Regions from separate parts of the Homo sapiens genome. Here all the other regions are linked to region 3. A link is a contact called in ENCODE Hi-C or POLR2A ChIA-PET data. All regions are on one chromosome and are shown on one strand. The core of a region is the stretch at or near the end of the contact, and the rest is flanking DNA. Distances in the headings are between cores, read along the strand shown. Region 1 holds the start of IL10RA (interleukin 10 receptor subunit alpha). Region 2 holds the start of MPZL3 (myelin protein zero like 3). Region 3 holds the start of DDX6 (DEAD-box helicase 6). Region 4 holds the start of RNF26 (ring finger protein 26). Region 5 holds the start of JAML (junction adhesion molecule like).

Region 1 (2,700 bases), core at 58-2,557, 800 kb after region 3:
TCCTAGCTCTACTCTCCCTTTACCCCCAGTACACACCATTCACCATGGGAAACACTGCTGAAGGCATTGTCTTCTTTGTAAGAATGCAACAAACATTTCTACTTTAAGAGTCTTGTTGATCAAGCAGACTGAAGTATGTGCAAGGCCAACGGCTGGTTGGTTCCCTTTCTCTCCTCCTTGATCCTCTAAGTTCTCTCCATTTGACAGCGACTCTGCTCCCGCTCCCTAGTGTTCTAACTTCTCTACATCTCTCTAATCATGCACCTGTTTTTTATTTATTTTTTGGGGGGGAGGACTCTGTCATCTGTCTCTTGCTTTCTTTCTTATACCGTCTTTGATCTTCACGTCAGTGCCTTGATTTCGAAACATTAGACGGAAAGTGAAAAATGCAGCGAGTCGTTGTGGTATTTGGGCTGCACATCTCCGACTCAGCTCTCGATCACGTGAATGGCTGACTGCATGTTTTACTTTGTATTTTGGTGTCATGAAGAAGCAGTTTCGGTCCTTGCTCTCTGTCTCTGCTCTTGGTCCTTCCAACTCCCGGCTCTTTCATTCTGTCTCTGGGGTTTACTTTTCTTAGTTGCAGAAACCTTGCCGGAGAACTGTCTGGGTTAGGAGCCTGAACTGGGTTAGAAGCCTGAACTGGCTGGGTTAGGAGGAGAGAGGCAGGGGGCAGTGGGAGTGAGTTGGGGGCTACAGGTGGAGCAAGGGGGATCAGATCGGGGTGATCAGTGAGGGATGAAGGTGAGATGGGAGAAGGACAGACAGAGGTTAGTTGAAGAGTCGACTAAGAGAAGGGAGAGTCAGGAGATCAAAATTATTCCCCAAGGGGACAAGAAGTCCCATCATTTGAACCTAAACAGCAAAAAACCTAGAGCTAAACTTACGGCTCATCTAGAAGTGGGTGGATGATGAGGTTTGCGGGTTGGGGGTTTGGCCTTGCGCATACTTCTCTATCCTTCCCAATCCGTCAGTTCCTGTCAATTTCAGCCTCTTCCACTTCCACAACAGGTGAGCCTGAGATCCAGGTTTGCCAGAGTAAGGGAGCACCCGGGCACCGCTCTGCCAGAGGGCCAGCCAGCCAGGGCTCTCCACTGGATGGAGAACTTTAATGGAGCGGGCGCGGAGAGGGCAGGGCAGGGAAGGGCCGCGTCCCGGAGCCTTACCATGAGCGTCTGAGCCAAGACGGAGGCTGAGGAGCGCCGCCAGCAGCACTACGAGGCACGGCAGCATCCTGGGCGCGCCGCATCGTCCGGGGCCGGAGCGGAGCCGGCCTGCGCGCCTCCAGCTACCCTTGGGCTGGGACTGACAGCTCCGCCGCCCGCTCCGCCAGCGCCCCGCAGGGCTGACGTCAGCGGGGCGAGGCCTACAGACGCCCCGCCCCCGAGGCCGCGGACGGGGAACCACTGTCCCACAGGGCTACCGCCTGGGGCAACCCGAGGCTGTCCTGGGGCGCTAGCGGGCTCCGGCCACCCCTCCCTTTCCTTCCCTCTGGGCCTCCAGTGCCTTCGGATCAAAGTGGTCCGGGTAGCCCGGCCGGCCGTGGGTACGTGTGTGTGGGTGTGTGCGCGCGCGCGTGTGTGCATGTGCTGGGAAGCAGGTGGCCAGGCACAGCCTCGGCCCTGAGTGCGGAAGGTGGGGTGAGGGCGTCCGAGCCGCTTTTGCCTGGCGTGCCGGCTTGGCGTTAAGGATGTGGCCGCGGCCGCTCCGAATGGGGAGGAGGTAGTTGCAGGCCCTTGAGGGCAAAGGCGCCAGGACGCCGGTGTGAGTCTTGGCGTTGCCCCAGGGCCTCCCCGTCTGGGGGTCTGAGGACACCGATGGATGAATACTGAGTAGTCCCCTACCTAATTGTTGGAGGGGGGTCCACAACTAAGCAGTTTATGCAGACCTGCCCCCAAAGTCCCAGGAAGCTGAGAGACCCAAGAAAGAGGCTTTTAACCAGCAGCTCAGCAGCTGAGCCTCAAACCGCGATTTTTAAAATTTTTTTATCTATTTTTTTTTTTTACAGTCTCGCTCTGTCGCCCAAGCTGGAATGCAGTGGCGTGATCTCGGATCACTGCAACCTTCGTCTCCCAGGTTCAAGCGATTCTCCTGCCTCAGCCTTCCGAGTAGCTGGCATTACAGGCATGTGCCACCACGCCTGGGCTAATTTTTGTATTTTTAGTAGAGACGGGGTTTCACCATGTTGGCCAGGCTGGTCTCGAACTCCTGACCTCAGGTGATCCACCCGCCTCAGCCTCCCAAAGTGCTGGGATTACAGGGGTGAGCCACCGCGCCCAGCCTTAAACCGTGTTTTAAACTTAGTTTCTCTTCTTTCCTTTTTTCTCTTCCTCCTCTGGGCCTCAAGATATAATTTTGAGACAAACTGCATGTATGTTACCTCTCATCTTAAAACACAGCCTCAGGACGTGCTGTGACCTCCACTCCCTTTCCTGTCCCATACTGTACTCCCATGCCTTACGCACGTTTATTTACCTACGTGCTTGTTAAGCACACGCTATGCTCTTACCTGGTCATATATTTCCTTAGATGCCTCAGGAGCTGCGTCCTGATAGGGACCAGGCACCTCCGGAATTCTCTCTCCAACAAAAGCTTACTTCAGGAGTTGAACATATACCCTGCTGAAGAGTAACTAATTTATAACCTGGCAGGATCCACGATTGCACCAGCCCCTCCACCAAATAAGACGATAATTAAAGA
Region 2 (2,569 bases), core at 70-2,569, 540 kb after region 3:
TTTGAAAATATTATAACTGGATATTTCTTCAAACAGATGTCCTGGATGATGGTCCATAAGAATAATGAAGAAGTAGTTAAAAATGTATGGACAGTTTTTCCGGCAAAATTTGTAGCTTATGTCTTGGCTAAATAGTCAAGGGGTAATATGGGCCTGTTGTTTAGTGTCTCCTTCCTAAAGAGCACTTTTGTATTGTAATTTATTTTTTATTATGCTTTAAACACTATGTAAATAAACCTTTAGTAATAAAGAATTATCAGTTATATAATTTGTGTATATACATATCTAGAAGTTCTACATTGCAGGAAAAACAGATGGATATATATTTAATCTTTACCAAAAAGTTTTCTTAGTAGAGACAACCTGCAAGTCAATAATGGATACAGTTAGTTTCTAATGGGTAAACAGAAGTATACGGATTTCCACAGAATTTTCACACTGTTTTGGATAGCTGGGAATTGGGCATAACAACACTACTTAGTTTGAGGGCTCTTTCAAAGAAAAGTATCAAAGATTCTATTTAGTACTTTGCATTACACTTTTAATAGGGAAAACTACTGGCTTTCAAGTCTAGTAAAGGAATGGAAATTGAAAAATGGAAACTTATTAATTCTTCCCCAAAGCGAAAGCATACTTTTATTCTCCTCCTGCTTTCATTGACATGTGGCAATTTCCAGGGAAGAGGCTTACTGATTATTAAAGCAGTGTACTTATTGTACCATCTCTTTTTCAGAAGTATGTGACGCCATCTCACTTCAAGTACTGTGATAACATAACTTTCTTACTTTTCCAACCAAAGACACAGAAATCCCAGTTCCTCTTTTCCTCTAATACAGGCTGTAATGATTTGATCATCATTGCCACCGCCAAAAGTAATTTAATAAACACCCAATTTTGGAGGCTGCAATACTTACACTAAAAAGGACACCAACCAATGAGGCTTGTGGCACATATCACTACAAGCACCTAATATATATTTATCTATACTGTATGATCTCCCAGGTGTTTCTGAACTCTAAATTTACAGTAGTGTATTCTGAGAACCTTCAACTAAATCTCGAGACGTAAAAACGATGTCTGACATGCAGTCAGAGCATCAAAATTATTTAGTTCTGCAGAATTCCATAAAAACAAAATTGTAATTATTCCAAGTCCGTAGCCTACTTCATTTTCAAGCAAAAGAGAGCATTTAGCTCCCGCCTGAAAGTTAATAAATCTCTGGTCAGTGAAACCAGGTGTGGTTCTGGAAAGAAGCCAGGTTCCTATGGTAACTTCGGATCGCCATTTAAGTTGTCTCTCGGCCTCCTGCTCTGACGTCACTTCCGGTGTTACCTGTGTCGTTACCGGGAGCTGTAAACAAGGTGTGCAAGCATCTGAAGAGCTGCCGGGATGCAGCAGAGAGGAGCAGCTGGAAGCCGTGGCTGCGCTCTCTTCCCTCTGCTGGGCGTCCTGTTCTTCCAGGGTGAGTGCTCCGGCTGGCTACGCTCCACTTCCGGCCGGGGGGTTAGGGAAGATGGTCGCTTTTCCGGTTCCGGGTAGGGGGGTCTCCAGAAAGCCCCCGCATAGCTCTGGGAAGGAAGGAGGGAGGGAGCGGGACGTTGGGACGATGTCATCACCACCCCGTTGAGGATAGTTGGTATTTTGTCAGTCCTTTCCTGAGCTTTGGGAGCTTTTTCACCTTGCGTGACCTGTCATTGTAGTTTGGTGATAGCATACTTGATGGAACCACAAAGAGCTCTGGCTTTGGGGGCACCCGGTGTTATTTTGTGGTGTTATTATCAGTGGTTGACCGCTGTCGTTTGGGCGCTGTATACCCTGATTAGAAAGAAAACAGTTCTAGCATTCAGTAGTTTGCCCCAGTAGTTTTGGGAAACAAAATCATGACAGTTGGTAATTTTATTTTTTGTAGGTGATTATTGTAGTCTATAAAATGAAATATTTGCTAGTCACAGAAGGGATGTGATGTGATTCGTTATAGAGAAGCATATCGATGAAAAAGTAACTGCTTTAGCATTTTCATAACTTTTTTTAATACAAGAAAGAGCATATAAATTCTGTTAAAATTTATTAAGTAATATCAGAAGTAGGGTATTCACACTGACATTCACATCTTAAAATTAGGTGAGTTTTGCTTTCATATAATTTTCAAATTGCATAAATTTCAATCCAGCCTAATTACCTTCATCTTAAGGTACAATTATTTCCTGGATTTTGTGTATGTGTGTCTTCCTGGGAAATAAAATATTAGTATATCTAGTATTAGAGTGAATTGCTAAATTTATAAAATTTCCTTGAGGGTAATGGGGATTTCTGAAAGAGATATTTAATATTATATAAATATAAATAGTTTAATATAAAGACTTCAGATGTCCTAAATCTTAGCAGTTAAGGCTGGAAAGTTTTTAACTGGTGACTAATATTCATGTTGCCAGCACACCCCCGATCCCTCCCAGCTGCCTGTGTCATCATAAGTCTCCAGTTTTTAAGCTAAATTACTTTGCAGTATGATATTTAGGCTGGCCTACTGTCACTCCTAATAAACCCAGTCCTCTCTCTCTCTCTTTCACAC
Region 3 (2,700 bases), core at 76-2,575:
GGAGGGCCCGGCCTCCTCCGCCCCTACTTTCTTCAGTCTTGCCCTTCGAGGGCAGGAGAAGACGGTTGCGCCCTACTAACTCTTCACCTTACAGTCCAGCTTCTCCCCCCACCACCCCGGTGCGCTCTCTCGGTTTGCTACCCTCTCCACCAGGCCTCCCCACTCCACCTGCGCAACGCCCCCAGCTCCGTGCTCTCCGGAGTAATCCCCCCTCAGTCGCACTCTCACAGCCCGGCCCCTGCCCCCGCCTCACCCCCAGTTGTGCCTTCACCTCCCGGTTCCTCCTAGACAGGTCCCCCAAGATACGCCCTCACAGTCCGGTCCCCCGCCGTCCTCTCCCGGCGCACGCTCAAGTCCGGTGCCTTCCCCCCGCAGACCCCCGAGGCGCACCCTCAAGCTCGGTGCCTCTGCGCCCCCCGCAGGGGCGCCCTCAAGCCTGGTACCCTTCACATGAGAGCCCCCCGGGCGCACCCTCAAGCTCGGTGTACCCCCCCATACCACCCGCAGGCGCGCCCTCATGCCCGAAGACTTCCCCCGCCCAGGTGCACCCTCAAGCCCGGTGCCTTCCCCCACAACCAGCGCCCCCAGGCGCACCCTCAAGCCCGGAGCCTACCCGCCGCCAGGCGCGCCCTACAGGCTCGCCCCGTCCCACCGCGCAGCGCCCCCCGCGCACTCTCTGGAGTCCTCCCTCCTGCCTGGTGCGGCCTCCGGGCCCGGTCGGCCCCCCTTCCTGCCCCCACACTCAGACGCGCGCCCGGCGTCTCCGGGTCGCTAGTTCCGCGCCTTCCTGCATGGAGGCGCGCCCCGAGAGGCTCGGACGCGGCCCCTTAGGCCCGGCATCAGCCTCCCCGGCCAGCTGGAGAAGTCAGGTCAGCTTCCTGTCCCCGAGCAGCTGCCCGGGGGCCAGTTTTCAAAACATATCCTTAGTCATGTAATAAAGAGATGTTCCTCTGGTCTCAACTCCCGATTTTTACTTTGGAGGGGCGAAGGCAGGCCTACCCTTGCCAGCCACCATTTCTCAATCACGTCGCGGCTGTGGAAAAGCAGCCGTCCTGTCCCTTCAGAAAGGAACTCGTATTTCCCCCTCGAACTTTTCTCGTCGGTGTGAGAGAAGGGCCCTCCATTTTCTCCTCAGGAAGCTTTCGCGGCCCGACTTCCTCTCACCACCAGGCCAGGAAGGCAGTGACGCCGCGGCGAATATAGCCGCGGCGGCCGAGGTTTCGCCATCTTGAGTGGAGGAGGAGCCGCGGTCGCCGCCATGCGGAGAGGCAGGGAAAGAGGGAGGAGGCGGCGGGCGGGCGAACGGGCGAGCGAGGGAGGGGGCAGAGGAGCCGAGTTAGCTCAGCCAGGCGGCGACTTCGGCGGCGCCACGAGAGCGGGCAGCGGAGGAGGTAGGGCTGGACAGCCGGGGGAGCCGGCGGCTCGGGCGGCTGGCCTGCGCGCCCCTCGGAGCGGGGCGGGGGCGGGGGCGAGAGGAGGCCGTAGCGAGAGGGCTGGGTGGGGGCGGGCGGAGGTTTCCGAGGAGGAAGGAGCGTCCGCCATTTTGGGAGCTTCGAGTCAACAATAAAGGACCGAGGGTGCCGAGCGGGAGTGGCCTCGTTGGTAGGACACGGGCCCGAGTCGCGAGGCTTGGGGTGAGGTGGTGGGGTCGAGGTCAGCGGTGCTTTGGGGGCTGTGGGGAGCCCCCCGGGCCGGCTCTGGGGGACTCTCGGGCGGAGGCCTAAGGCCTGGCCGGGCCTGGGGAGGAAGGCGGTCGGCAGCTGTGTGGGGTGGGAGCGCCTGAGAGGAGGCGAATATAGGAATGTGGTGCGCAGCAGGGTCGGCAGGAGGAACAGGCTAAGTACTCGGAGTAGCTTTATCGAAGATGAGGGAATATGAGGCCGAAGGGGGCGGCAAGGACTTAGGGGGATGATGGTGGAGGTTATAGGGTACGAGGCGGCCCTATAGGGGGCGGCAGGGACATGCTGTATTGGAGGGCTCGGTTTAGAAGCAAACCGGCCGCTGCTTGATTGCAGTAGGCCTTGCGGGTCAATAACAAGAGGGTATTTATGGAGCCCCCGACTCTTGGAGGAAAGGAGGGGGATTTCTGGTTTAGGGGGTCCATTTGGGGCCTCCTTGGGGGAGTCCCTATTGTTTGCTACTAATGGAGCGGTTGCTGGCTCATATTGCGCAGATAAGATTGCAGAGCCCCAACCTTTTGTGTTTATGGTCAGAAGTGTGTGTGTTTGGGGCGTGGGGCGGGGTGCGGGGGGACAAGAAATTTCCTTTCAGTTACGGGGTTCCAGTCATTAGTCAATGACTCTTTCCCGTATCTCTCTCCTTTCTCTTCCTCAGCCCCCATTTCCCTTCAGAATAAAACCCAGTCACTCCAACTTGCAGGCAAAGCTAGAAAAACTGCGCTGCATTTGCAAACAAAAGCTCTTGTTGGCGATGACGATACTGTTTTGGGTGTGAAACTGTCAATTGCTAACTACGATCTGTGAAGTGCTGTAATTAACTCCGCTAGGGGCTCCTCCCAACTAGTCTACGTTTCTTGTTGTTTGTTTTTTGTTTTTTTGTTTTTTGTTTTTGAAAATGTAGAAAACTTGCAAATCTAAATTGGGAAGGGGTAGGAGGAATATTTCCTTCTCTGAGAAAAAGCTGCAGTGCAGGTTTCAGTTTAAGAAGGGAGCAGTTATCACATAGTCTCATTTTGGATTT
Region 4 (2,700 bases), core at 121-2,620, 540 kb before region 3:
GAGTGCCTGGGTAGCCAGCCTCAGGGTGAAGTCCGGATGCAACACAGTCACCGTCACTGCCAGCACACAAGCTAGCAACACCAAGCCAGTGAGATTGACAAGCACAAAGCTGGCCAGGAGGCGGGCAGCTGAGGCCAGCAGCTCCAGGGCTAGTTGGCAGGGTGTCCAAAGGAGGATGGCCATGGCCACAGCACTGCTGGAAATGTGGGCTAGGAAGGCAGCCACTACGTCCGTCATCCTCCACAGAGGCCCGGTCACTGCATCCCACAGGGCCAGCACCAGGGAAAAGAGGTTCTGAGTGCCGATGAGGCAGATGTTGACCAGGCTGTTGATCACATAAGCCACCAGGCTCATGGCAATGGCACAGATGTCACAGGCCTGGCGCAGCAAAGCATGGCCACTGGAGACCACATTGAGGACGCCCCGGTGCAGTATCTCCCTGCTCCGCAGTGCCCCATGAGAGGCCAGGTGCCCCAGGAGCTTTAGGCTCTCTAGGCCAGAGCAGCAGCTATACAGCAGAGTACACAAGGCCTGCAAGCCCCCACATGTGAACCGGACCACGGCTTCGATCAAGGCCAGCAATGAAAGCAAGACTCCGCGGCCCAAGTGCAGAAGACTAGTCAGTACCGTGTGCGGCAGGTTGTAGACGAAGGCCAGGAGCCAGGCCAGGGAAGCCAGGAGGGAGGACACCAGCAGGAAGTTGAGGTCCAACACCAAGGTCAGCACGTCCAGCACCAGGCCCAACCCATTCACTACCAGGTACACTGCCTCCATGATAGGGCTATGGAAGTTAGTCCAAAACAAAGTCTGGCTCCTCGGTTGGGGGGTTGTCAAGGTTGTCAATATTTTAGGGGGTCTGGGATTAATTTGGAAGGAAAATGAGCAGTCTCCAACCCAGGGGGTACCAAGAATCTGAGGAAGAAGTGGGTAAGACGGAAGTGGAGTCTTGGTAGAGGGAAAGGTGGCCAGGTGCCAGTCCAAGAGTCCAGGTTTTGAAGATGGGCTGTTTGGGAGGGAAGAGGCCAAACATCTCTAAAGCGAAGGCGAGCCCAGGCCGTAGGAGCGACCTCAGCTTTGGATGCCTGGTGTGGCGAACCACGGCCGGGCAACGGGTCAGACCGGGAGGAGACGAGGAACGGATGGAATGGGATCGGATCGGATCGGGTCGCGTCGGGTCGGGCCGGGGCCGGGTGGGGTCGATGTAAGCTGGGCGCAGGCTCTCAGTCCAGCTACGCAGGTGCCCCTGTCCCCGCCCGGCCCCCGTCTTCCCGCTAGCGGCGCTTTGCACCCAAAAGGGGAGTGGGAGAGGCAGCCAGCTTCAGCAAACCCCAAGCGCAGCCCCTACTCCGCTGGGCGCCGCCATCTTGTGTGCAAAGGGGTGGAGCCAGAGGCGTGACGAGGAGGGAGGGACGACAAACTCCAGCCAATCGGTGAAGGCCAACCACAAAAACGTCGATCACTCATTGGTCCGTTTGAATGGCGCCCGAACGTATTTACTTTCCAAAGGGAAGGAGAGGCGACAGATTAAATCCCCTCCCCCTTTAGGCGGGGATTGGTTCGTTGGCGGGCAGCGTCGAAATACGCTCTCCTAGCCCCACCCTCTAAAAGAGCAGGGTCTTGGACTCCCCTCAATTTGGGAGCTGTTCTTTCTCCCGGCCTCTGAACGCGAGGTTTTTTTTTTGGCTTGGGTCGGAGGTCACTGCCTCTGGGCTGGGCTTTGGAATAGCACCGCCTTCGCAGCCTGCCCAGATCCGTCTCCTCATTCTCTTCTATTTATTCATCTATTCTATCATTTATTGAACTCCTACAGTGCATTGAGGATACAAAAAAATTTTAAGACAGTGCCTGCTGTTCACAAGGGAAAGCAGATTATTACAGGGGATTCCCAAACTGCTATTCCAAACTTTCCTCACCAGGTTTTTCAACATCTCGGAAGATTACTTCATTGTCATTGAGAAAAAGGGGCTACAGATTTAGAAACCGCTCAGCTTCCTACCCTGGGCCTTCCTACCCTAGAGTGCAGTGGCGCGATCTCGGCTCACTGCAACCTCTGCCTCCCGGGTTCAAGCGATTCTCCTGCCTCAGCCTCCCGGGTAGTACAGGTGCCCACCACCTCACCCGGCTAATTTTTGTATTTTTAGTAGAGACGAGGTTTCACCATGTTGGCCAGGCTGGCCTCGAACTCCTGAACCTCGTGATCCACCCGCCTCGGCCTCCCAAAGTGCTGAGATTACAGGCGTGAGCCACCAAGCCCGGCCCTGCCCTTTTCTTTAATACTCAAACAATAGTCAAAATATATTTGAAACCCCATCCCAAATATATTGGGAATCCTGGCGTTTTCTACTAACTCCAAGGATGCTTAGCAGACTCCTAGTGGACTTATCTTTCCCCTGGTCACCTTTGCTGAATTTCCTACTTGAGTTGAATTCTCCATCTCCACTCCTGGGCTCCTGAAAGTGTCCGTCCTCCTTCAGTCTGCCCTGAACACTGCCTCAGAGTCCTTCATTCTCCAAAGCATCACTGATAAGAAGCTGAGGTGTGCAGCAAACCTTTACTGAGGCCTTGGGATCGTGGTAGGGGTACGCTATAGTGCAGAGGAAGGACTGCAGTCGCTGAAACTCCTCTGGCTTCTTCCTACCCTTTCTCTCTCCCTGCTCTCAGGCCCTGGCCAGGTTATGGTTTGTTGTGTTGTGATGTGTT
Region 5 (2,700 bases), core at 17-2,516, 570 kb after region 3:
ATGTAAGGAGGCAGCTTTAGGCTAAACTTGATTTAACAGTGGTTTTCAGCATCGTGCAACCAGTCATGTCGGAGCTGTACCCCCGCAAGAACCTGCAGAGGTTCCGTGGTGTGCTGGAACCAGCTTACATAGCAAGAGCTGATTACAGGCTGAGTACCCCTAATCTGAAAATACAAAAGAGTGGTTGCTATTTCAACTCCAAAATCTGTAACTTTGAGTGCCAACATGATGCTCCAAAGAAATGCTTATTGGAGCATTTTGGATTTTCAGACTAGGGACGTTCAACTTGTATGTATTCGGCAAATATTCTAAAATCTGAAAAAAATATGAAATCTGAAACATTTCTGGTCCCAAGCATATTGGATAAGGGATACTCAACCTGTATTAAGTTTTTTAGGAATTTTGCAAGCCAGTTGTTAAACTGTTGGTAGCTTGAAATAGGTTATGATGGGAATATTTATGCTGTGGAGATTGCTGGCTCTCTAGCACATCACTTCTCAAGGACCATGCAGCGTAGTGCTTGGGAGCAAACGTTCAACAGCTTTTCAGATGATACAGGACAAGTTCCATGAGTCTGCCCATGCCTAGGTCAAGCCAATCTAGCCGAGGTTGAAGGTGCGTACATTGAGAACACCTATTTTGAAGTGGTGACTAAGACTGAGAGGTATCTTGAAGTGAAGAAACCTTGAGTTCTAATCTAGGATGTCCAAGTCACCCAAGAGGTTCTCTATGGGAATCAATGGCTGCCTGTATTCTGGAAATGCTGATATCACATGGCCAGAGGAAACTTTCATGTCTACATGGTGAGTTGGAGGACTGGGCAGGCGTATCTTTGGAAGCAGGGATTGGGTGATTGCCTGGCGAGGTTGCACCTCTGTTTTGAGAGGAAAAATAAAAGAGGTTGCTGTATCTTTAACACAGAAGGTTTTGTGTTAATATTACGTTTATTGTATTTTGTTTGCATGAAATGGATTTCTTTCTCAGCACCTATTTGCCTGGTGCCATTCAAGCTCCTACCCTCAGAGGGCTTGTCATCTAAAAGGGGAGATGGCACCTGAAGAGGTCTGAGTGTGAGGTTCACCTCAGTAGGTTGAATTTGTCACCTCTTTTTAGAATGAAAGTATACATAACAATTGGGTAATGGGCCAGATGACTGAAATGAGAACCTTGATTTAGAGGTTCCTGTTTGCATCTCTGCAACCACTTCAGAAGGCACGTGTTTGGTTTGCTCTGAGCCTAACCTAGAGTGCTCGCAGCAGTCTTTCAGTTGAGCTTGGGGACTGCAGCTGTGGGGAGATTTCAGTGCATTGCCTCCCCTGGGTGCTCTTCATCTTGGGTAAGCAGTTGCTTTGAATTTCTTAAGCCATTTTTTGAACTTTTCTCACACAGAAGTGTGCCAGTCCTGAAGGCTGGTTGAATTGGTAGTCTCTCAGGATTGTGAAGCTGCGATTGCAGAACTCTTGATCTCTGCAGGGGGATGTCATAAAGTAGTCTAATGGGTGCTGTTTCAGTTACTGTCGTGTAGAGTAACTTAGGTGAATCTCCTCAGCAAAAAGAGGAGCAAAGTTTCATCATAATAAGAGTACGTGACAATGATTATGACAAGGCTTCAGCTTTTAAGTCACCCGTGGGTTTAGGTGGAGCTGTGACTGGCTGTTCTTGAGCTCACAGCAGAGCTCTTTCTTCACTGTTTTTCTTTTTAGAAGACAGTTTTTAATTTTATTTTTAAACAAATTTTATTGTGTGTATTTAAGGTATACAACATGATGTTGTGGGATGCATGTAGATAGTAAAAAGTTTACTATGGTGAAGCAGATTAATATATCCATCATTTTACATAGTTATACCACTGTTTTTCTTCTCCCCATTATAGACAAACCAATATTTAACCTTTAGAAGCCCGAGACTTAAATCTCCCAAGAAAGCTAGGCTACTGTCCATGCTTGTTACACCCTCAGCACAGCCCTGACCTTGGGAAAGGCTGATGCAGGATGGTTTAGGTATAACCTACTCTGGAGAAGAGAGCAGGAGTAAGGACCTCCAGGGTCCCATTCGCGTAGAGCATTAACCGATGTGACCTAGACTGTGTTACAGAAGCCACGTGACCTACCAGTCTGTATTCAATGGCTTAACAATGGAAAATGAGGGCATATTTTAAGACGCATGGCTTAGAGTGGTTATATGGACTTGTAGACCTAAAAACATCTGAGAGCCTAGAAGTGCACAGCAGTGTGCAGATAGATTGAGAGGACTTGGCTCTGCAGGTGGACAACACTCTGTGAGTAAAAGAAGGCTGTGCAGTTGTCCGTTTGCTCAGTGGTTAGTTGTCCTTACTAGGGACAAACACTGAGAGACAGCAGCTCTCCCTTATTTTGTCTCATGATATTGTAATTTGGGGGGTAACTTTCACATCTTGTATGGTAGTCTCATTGTAGCATGTCTCTTTTCTGAAGATTTCTTTTCTGTAATATAAAGGGGTATGGATTTTTTGGAGGGAGGGGGTGCCACTTGTTCTCATTACCCAACAGGATATGGAGGAGAGTTGCTCAGAGAAGATTAGTATAGAGTCACTACAAGTCATTTAGGTAGCCAAAATGATAACTCCAAAATTTCTAAAAGGCAAAAATCTTTACTTGCTGATAGAGGGGAGAGTCAACTTTCCAAGCAGGTCGCAATAAAGACAGCATGATGCCAACCGAA

Evidence for each region. Hi-C counts contacts between places; a loop is a spot of excess contacts on that map. ChIA-PET counts read pairs that join two places held with the same protein, here RNA polymerase II (POLR2A). Pooled maps may share reads with other maps.
Region 1: a pooled map shows a loop between it and region 3 (5-fold over the local background). The contact joins the promoter of IL10RA here to the promoter of DDX6 in region 3. A Hi-C loop is called at or near these places in 1 of 37 single-sample maps with no recorded cell type and 5 of 50 pooled maps. POLR2A ChIA-PET finds 5 or more read pairs at or near these places in 1 of 52 experiments (CD4-positive, alpha-beta T cell).
Region 2: a map with no recorded cell type shows a loop between it and region 3 (10-fold over the local background). The contact joins the promoter of MPZL3 here to the promoter of DDX6 in region 3. A Hi-C loop is called at or near these places in 1 of 37 single-sample maps with no recorded cell type and 6 of 50 pooled maps. POLR2A ChIA-PET finds 5 or more read pairs at or near these places in 1 of 52 experiments (Caco-2).
Region 4: a loop to region 3 is called in a pooled map, with 8 times the contacts of the local background. The contact joins the promoter of RNF26 here to the promoter of DDX6 in region 3. A Hi-C loop is called at or near these places in 1 of 168 maps with a recorded cell type or tissue (endothelial cell of umbilical vein), 2 of 37 single-sample maps with no recorded cell type and 8 of 50 pooled maps. POLR2A ChIA-PET finds 5 or more read pairs at or near these places in 6 of 52 experiments (HEK293, HEK293T, HepG2 and 3 more).
Region 5: a loop to region 3 is called in a pooled map, with 4 times the contacts of the local background. The contact joins the promoter of JAML here to the promoter of DDX6 in region 3. A Hi-C loop is called at or near these places in 4 of 50 pooled maps. POLR2A ChIA-PET finds 5 or more read pairs at or near these places in 2 of 52 experiments (T-cell and activated CD8-positive, alpha-beta memory T cell).

What each region holds. Positions count from the first base shown.
Region 1 is chr11:117,985,001-117,987,700 of GRCh38, reverse strand. It overlaps IL10RA (interleukin 10 receptor subunit alpha), which reads right to left and starts at 1,307. Exons shown (of 7, transcript NM_001558.4): 1 at 1,167-1,307. The coding sequence starts at 1,233. RefSeq lists enhancers at 130-429, 1,820-1,879 and silencers at 1,230-1,509, 1,530-1,629.
Region 2 is chr11:118,251,115-118,253,683 of GRCh38, reverse strand. It overlaps MPZL3 (myelin protein zero like 3), which reads left to right and starts at 1,319. Exons shown (of 6, transcript NM_198275.3): 1 at 1,319-1,462. The coding sequence starts at 1,390. MPZL2 (myelin protein zero like 2) reads left to right here. Exons shown (of 6, transcript NM_005797.4): 6 at 1-268. RefSeq lists enhancers at 877-1,437, 1,787-1,836, 1,438-1,999.
Region 3 is chr11:118,789,789-118,792,488 of GRCh38, reverse strand. It overlaps DDX6 (DEAD-box helicase 6), which reads left to right and starts at 1,325. Exons shown (of 14, transcript NM_004397.6): 1 at 1,325-1,391. RefSeq lists enhancers at 1-493, 1,110-1,219, 2,530-2,700, 2,168-2,700 and silencers at 550-839, 1,290-1,619, 2,250-2,329.
Region 4 is chr11:119,333,197-119,335,896 of GRCh38, reverse strand. It overlaps RNF26 (ring finger protein 26), which reads right to left and starts at 1,370. Exons shown (of 1, transcript NM_032015.5): 1 at 1-1,370. The coding sequence starts at 774. RefSeq lists an enhancer at 837-1,728.
Region 5 is chr11:118,223,577-118,226,276 of GRCh38, reverse strand. JAML (junction adhesion molecule like) reads left to right here and starts at 1,266. Exons shown (of 10, transcript NM_001098526.2): 1 at 1,266-1,336.